Regions from separate parts of the Mus musculus genome. Here region 1 is linked to region 2. A link is a contact called in ENCODE POLR2A ChIA-PET data. All regions are on one chromosome and are shown on one strand. The core of a region is the stretch at or near the end of the contact, and the rest is flanking DNA. Distances in the headings are between cores, read along the strand shown. Region 1 holds the start of Zc2hc1c (zinc finger, C2HC-type containing 1C). Region 2 holds the start of Nek9 (NIMA (never in mitosis gene a)-related expressed kinase 9).

What was found. ChIA-PET counts read pairs that join two places held with the same protein, here RNA polymerase II (POLR2A).
Region 1: POLR2A ChIA-PET joins it to region 2 with 12 read pairs in Patski. The contact joins the promoter of Zc2hc1c here to the promoter of Nek9 in region 2. POLR2A ChIA-PET finds 5 or more read pairs at or near these places in 3 of 5 experiments (Patski and embryonic stem cell).

The regions. Positions count from the first base shown.
Region 1 is chr12:85,287,323-85,290,032 of GRCm38, forward strand. Zc2hc1c (zinc finger, C2HC-type containing 1C) reads left to right here and starts at 1,269. Exons shown (of 3, transcript NM_172414.4): 1 at 1,269-1,463; 2 at 2,230-2,710. The coding sequence starts at 2,249. It also overlaps a transcript of Acyp1 not described here.
Region 2 is chr12:85,337,877-85,340,671 of GRCm38, forward strand. Nek9 (NIMA (never in mitosis gene a)-related expressed kinase 9) reads right to left here and starts at 1,486. Exons shown (of 22, transcript NM_145138.2): 1 at 1,127-1,486. The coding sequence starts at 1,345. It overlaps Tmed10 (transmembrane p24 trafficking protein 10), which reads right to left. Exons shown (of 5, transcript NM_026775.4): 5 at 2,738-2,795.

The DNA.
Region 1 (2,710 bases), core at 19-2,518, 51 kb before region 2:
TCTGAGACAAGAGGATTAAGTAGGCAGGAGGACTAACTAGTGCTAACCATAGACTAAATAGGGAGCCTGTCTCAAAACAAACAGCAAACAAAACAAAACAGAAGAGACTCCAGTGGGATCCTAACACAGAGAGAGACAGACCCAGGGATGGGAAGGGGAACTTTTCTTGCACAAGGAAGTTATGTATACTTGAACACTAGAGATTCAGGGGGAGAGTATGGAAACGAGTTAGAAAAGATGTATGGGAAAACCCATAGAAGCTGACTGAGGCAGGGTCCTAGTCCGTGGGAAACCTCTGCAATGTGGAGAAGGCCGAAGAGCCAACTGGGAATGAAAAGAATGACTGACAATCTGCCCTAGAGAGTCCACCAAGGAATTTTTTTTTGTAGCGCATAAAAGCTGACATCTGATCTGTTGTATTAACGAGACTGCTGTCTACTTTATTTCCCACGTGCTCGAATCTTCTGTGTAGTTACAAGAAAAACGGAGCTATCTGTTCCAAAACAGCTTATCCAAATGAACTGAAGCACGAAGAAGACAAATAAACTCTCTTCTGTTGTCAAAAAGTTACAGAGGACCATTTAATGTTGAAATCAAGTTATGTTCATTACTGTTGATCTGGTTGTTAACTTTATTATTGTTACTTTTGGCTGAGTCATTCCTGGGCCCTAAGTAGTAACGGTCACGTGAGAGTGAAACGTTATAATAGCAAAATGATTAGATTGGCCATAGAAACTACCCTGGGACTATAACACGTAGTGAAATAATAGTAAAGCTAATATAATAGCAAGCGCCAAAGCATTGCGAGGGAAGACAGCCCGGAGCATGTAGCCTGGAGCTCTTACATAGCCCTACCTGGGGCCTGAGCGCAGTAGCCGAGCGCACTCAGAAGGGTGATCAGCAGTCCCACTCCCGCTAGCTGGACAGACTCCCGAATCCTGGGGCGGGATGATTCCGCAGCCCATCTAGGGGCTCCACCCTTCTCCAGACAAGGGCACACCCTAAGGTCTGGGAGCTTCATTCTCGGAGAAATCCAAGTTCTTCTTTGATGTAGCCCCAGAAAAACCTCTCCAACCCCTCCCCAAGGGAAACGCTGATCTGAGCTGCGGAGTTGGCTGCACCTCGACAAGTGACCCGACTGCACCCGTACTCCACCTCCCTTCCCTCCTCCCCTCCCCACCTCCCTCCCCACCTCCCTCCCCACCTCCCCGCACTCCCTCCACCACCTCCCTCCGTCCCTCCAACCCAATCTGCCCCGGCGGCTTTCGGATTGCTTGTGGACTGCGCCTGCGCACATCTGGAGCTAAAAGTTCTCAACCAGAGGCGGTGCTCTGGTCTCCAGGCAACGGGATAACAGAGGTGGACAGAGAGCGCCTGCGTGGACGGCGGTTGGGTTTAGTCAGGTGTGGAAAACTAGGTCTTGGGGATTTTCCCTGAGCTGGAGCGGCCCCCGAGCGCCTCAGGTACGCCGAAAGGGGAGATACTGAGACCTCCCGAGGGGTTGGAGAGTGAGAGTTTATCCCTAGAGGCCGGGTCCCAGTAAGGACTCCCGTTTGACCCTCTGGGACAGAACATGACTCTGGAGTTCCGGATCCAAAGCGGGCTGGGGCGCTCAGGTGTCTGTCACCCCCTCTCCCAACACACTCTCTTTACAAGCCTGGTGCGGTTTGAGCCATAGAGCATCTTTGCATGAGGGCTTGACAGCCGGGCACCTGCTTCAGGCCCGGGTGGCTCGTGCTCTTTGTAGTTTGTAGCAAGGGGAAAGTCCAGGGAGTGCTTTGGGCCAGGCCCTGTCGCCAGGCCACTGTTCTCACCCCGTAAAACCGTGGGACTGGACTCAGAGCGGCCTCTGCAATTTACAAGAACCCGGGGCTGGTAAGAGCAGGTTGCCTGTTTTGTGTCACGGACGACCTTCTATCTAAAGCTTTTCCCACCCATTCCATAAATGGTGTAGAGCAGGTCATCTACAGGCCTGGAGGAAAGTCAGTGGCAGAACACCTGTGTCACGTCCATTCTTTGGTCCTCGGGGCTTAGCAATGTCTGGCCTGGCACATAACCATCACTCCCTAAATGCTTATTGAAAGAATGTCCTGGCAGAGCCAACACCACAGTCCCGAGAAACGTTTAAAGGGAATGTGGGTAGGGCAAATGGACAAACAGTTTACTCTAGCAGCCGGGAGTGAACCTCAGACAAATTCTTCACATGTATCTGCTTTAAATCTCCCCTAGGCTTCGGTCCAGGCACTGAATGGCTGGTCTCCAGTTGGCTCCACATCTGCCTGTGGGCGTTATGTTCCCACATAATAAAACAGAAGCTCCTGGACTCCACTCAGCTAAGCACGACCCTTACGAACAAAGTGACTCTTCCCAGCGGCCCTCGATGGGACATTTGAGGAATAGTTTCCAGTCGAAGCTTTGGAGCAACACAGAAATGGAGCAGGAGGACGAGGTCTCCACCCGCCCCAAAAGGAACGTCTGCACAAAAGCCCGGAGGCACTCCTGTCCCCACAGTGCAGGAATCAGGCAGCAAGGCTCAGGGAACAATGCCCAGGGCCAAGGAAAGGGTCTGTTTTACTTGTCTAGTCCGACACCCCGGTATCCCAAAGCAAATGACCAGGACTTCATTCCCTTTAGGAGGAAACGAGTGGGAGTGGATCGGGCTTACCCACTGAAACCCATGGTCCACCGGAAGTCACATAGTACAAGTGAT
Region 2 (2,795 bases), core at 236-2,735:
CACAAATAAGAACATAGGCGACTACAGATGATAATGTCCACTAATGGGTTGGTTACTGGAATAGAAAAGAACACAAAGATATTTTCTTGCAACTACTTTTCTTCCATCTTTCATAGATATATGCTGGACGCTGGAGGTATGGCTCAGTAGTGGAATGCCTTCTGAGCACTGGCAAAGCCCGTTTTATCCCCAGCACAAAAAGTTCTGGCTGGGAGCAGACACTAGAATTGCAAGTGCATGAATCACCTTTTGCAACCTCAGCAAGTTCTCATTAAATGTTTACCCTAAAGCTAGAGTTTTAAGGCTGTGGTGATTAGACTCAAGTTATGGTTAACTTTTGGAGGTAGACTCACTACAGGGTTTTAAATCAGTACACATTCTTAATTTTGGATTCAGTAACTCATGGGTCTCTCCATTGTGACCTTATGCAAGAAGGTGGGAAAAATGACTTAGCTTCCTTGGGTTCTCAAAGAAAGGGGTCCTTGTTTCTCCAGACTCAACTCCACCAATAAAGTATTTGTCTTATACAATCACTGAAGGAAAAGCAAGAAAACAAACAAACAAACAATGATCTTTCTGGTGATCAAGGAAATCCTCCGAGTGATCATTTATGAAAAAAACAAAAACAAAAACAAGAAAACAAAGCCTACAGGGCTAGCAGTGTGTTGTAGCTGCCAGTGTGGCTATTTGGAAGTACACACCAACTCCCCATCCCGCCCTTCAACAGCTATACGAAAGGAAGTAAGCTTTTACAGACTGTTCCCAAAGAGCAAGTAAGCTTTTTATATTGTTCCCAATGTGCAAAGCACCTTCGTTTGGACCTCAAAATAACCTTTAAAAAAGTAAAGGTTTTTTTTTTGGGGGGGGGGGCGAGGTTGTTATCGCTAAGTCCAATTAACAAATGGGAAAACTAAAATGCAAAAGACCGCTCAATGACTCGCTCAGTGACAGCGGTGATTAAACCAATGTCCTACAGCAGGGGAAGCGAAAGCACGGTGGGGTTCCCGAGACCTAAACCCCAAGGGACGCCTGACCATAGAGGGCCAGGGGCAAGCAGCACTGGAAAGCGGGGCCGGGAAGGAGGGCGCGGGGAGGCCCGGCAGCGGCCGGAGCCGAGGGCCGCTACCTCGGTGCGGCGGTACAGCGTGGCCTCCCCAAAGGCACCGCGGCCCAGAACGCGGATGGGGATGTAGTGCAGCTCCTCCTGCTCCGCCGCCCCGCCGCCGGCTCGCGGCCCTGGGACAGCGCTGGGGCCCGGGCCCGAGTCCCCGCCACCCCCGGACTCGCTTCCGAAGTCCGAGTTGATGGAATCGCAGTGTCGCTCGTACTCGCCCAGCACCGACATGGCGGCGGAGGCCGCAGCTCGCCGGGAGCCGCCCGCGTATCCACGGCGGGCAGGGCCGGCCGCTTAGCGCCTCAATGGCCTCAGACGCCAGGCAGCGGCTTAGGTGGCCCCGCGGCCCAGGGAGCTTCCATGGTGGCTCCTGCCCCCTGACCCGGAAGCGGTTCTTAGTGTTTCCGGCTCGCCGAGGTTTTCCCTCCGCCTTTCGCGTGCCCACTTGTTGCAGATGCGTCCCGCACACCTTGGGCGTCGCTGGCCTTCACACCCGCGAGTGTCGTGGAAGCGGAAGAGTGACCACACGGCGGGTTTGCAGACCGCTTCCCTACAACCCCCTACCAGCTTTCCAGACTGCGTCACATTTTGGAGGTGGTCCAGGCTAATCCTGGCGACACGTTTGTCCCAGGAGCTGTGACTGTGTTAGCTGTCACTTGGCTTGTTGGGCAGGGCTCCTTTTTTTTTTTTTTTTTTTTTTTTTTTTTGTAGCGATAGTGTAGCAAAGATAATGGAGCAAGCTAAAACATTAGACTTCTGACAACTTTAACAATTCCTTCTTCCTTCCTCCTCCTCCTCCTCTCCTCCTCCTCCTCCTCTTCCTCCTCCTCCTCCTCTTCCTCCTCCTCCTTTTCCTCCTTTTCCTCCTTTTCCTTCTTCATTAAGTCTATAAAGTTGCAGGACTATGACCACCACAGGGTTGCCTAAGTTGGGACAATGCTAAAGGGTTTTGTTTTTCTTTTCTTTTCTTTTTTTTTTTTTTTTTAATGATATTATGGCCCCAGATCCTCAGAGCGCCATGAAAACAATGTTTATGTGTCTGTTGGGGGTGGGGTGGGGATTGTTTTAGGTGATACAGCTAGTTAGGAGGAACTTGAGAGGCAAACCCTGCAGTCTGGCCCCAGAATTAGGAAAGGGCAGGGCGTGATGAAACTAAGGTTATGGGACTGGCGCCATTACACTTGTTGGGCAGAAGCAGGAAGTACACTTTGTATGTTGTACAGTTTGGTGTTTCCTGTGGACAGTGGGAAACTAAAGCAAAGGAGTAGGTGATTAGGGCTCTGTTTTGTGTGTGTGTGTGTGTGTGTGTGTGTGTGTGTGTGTGTGTGTGTGTGCCGATTGAATTCAAGTTGCCTGATTTGCATGGCAAAACCTTTATCCACAGAGCCATCTTACTGGCTCTCAAAGCTCTAGCCTTCTGAGGAAATCTGCTCAAGATTTCTTTCATTAGCATAATGATTAAAACATCCTTTTGCTTAAGTGCCCTGCAGTAAATCAGTGACTTTTTTTTTCTTTAATTTATCTGTTTTCACTCCCTGTGCTTTAAAAAACAACAATTATAGAGGAATCCTTGCTCACCCAGACAAAGGGGCACTAAAGATTAACAGACAAATACACCTCAAATGGTTTCTGCTAGCTTTTATTTGTGAAAGTTTACACAAACATCTCCAACAGGTGAGCC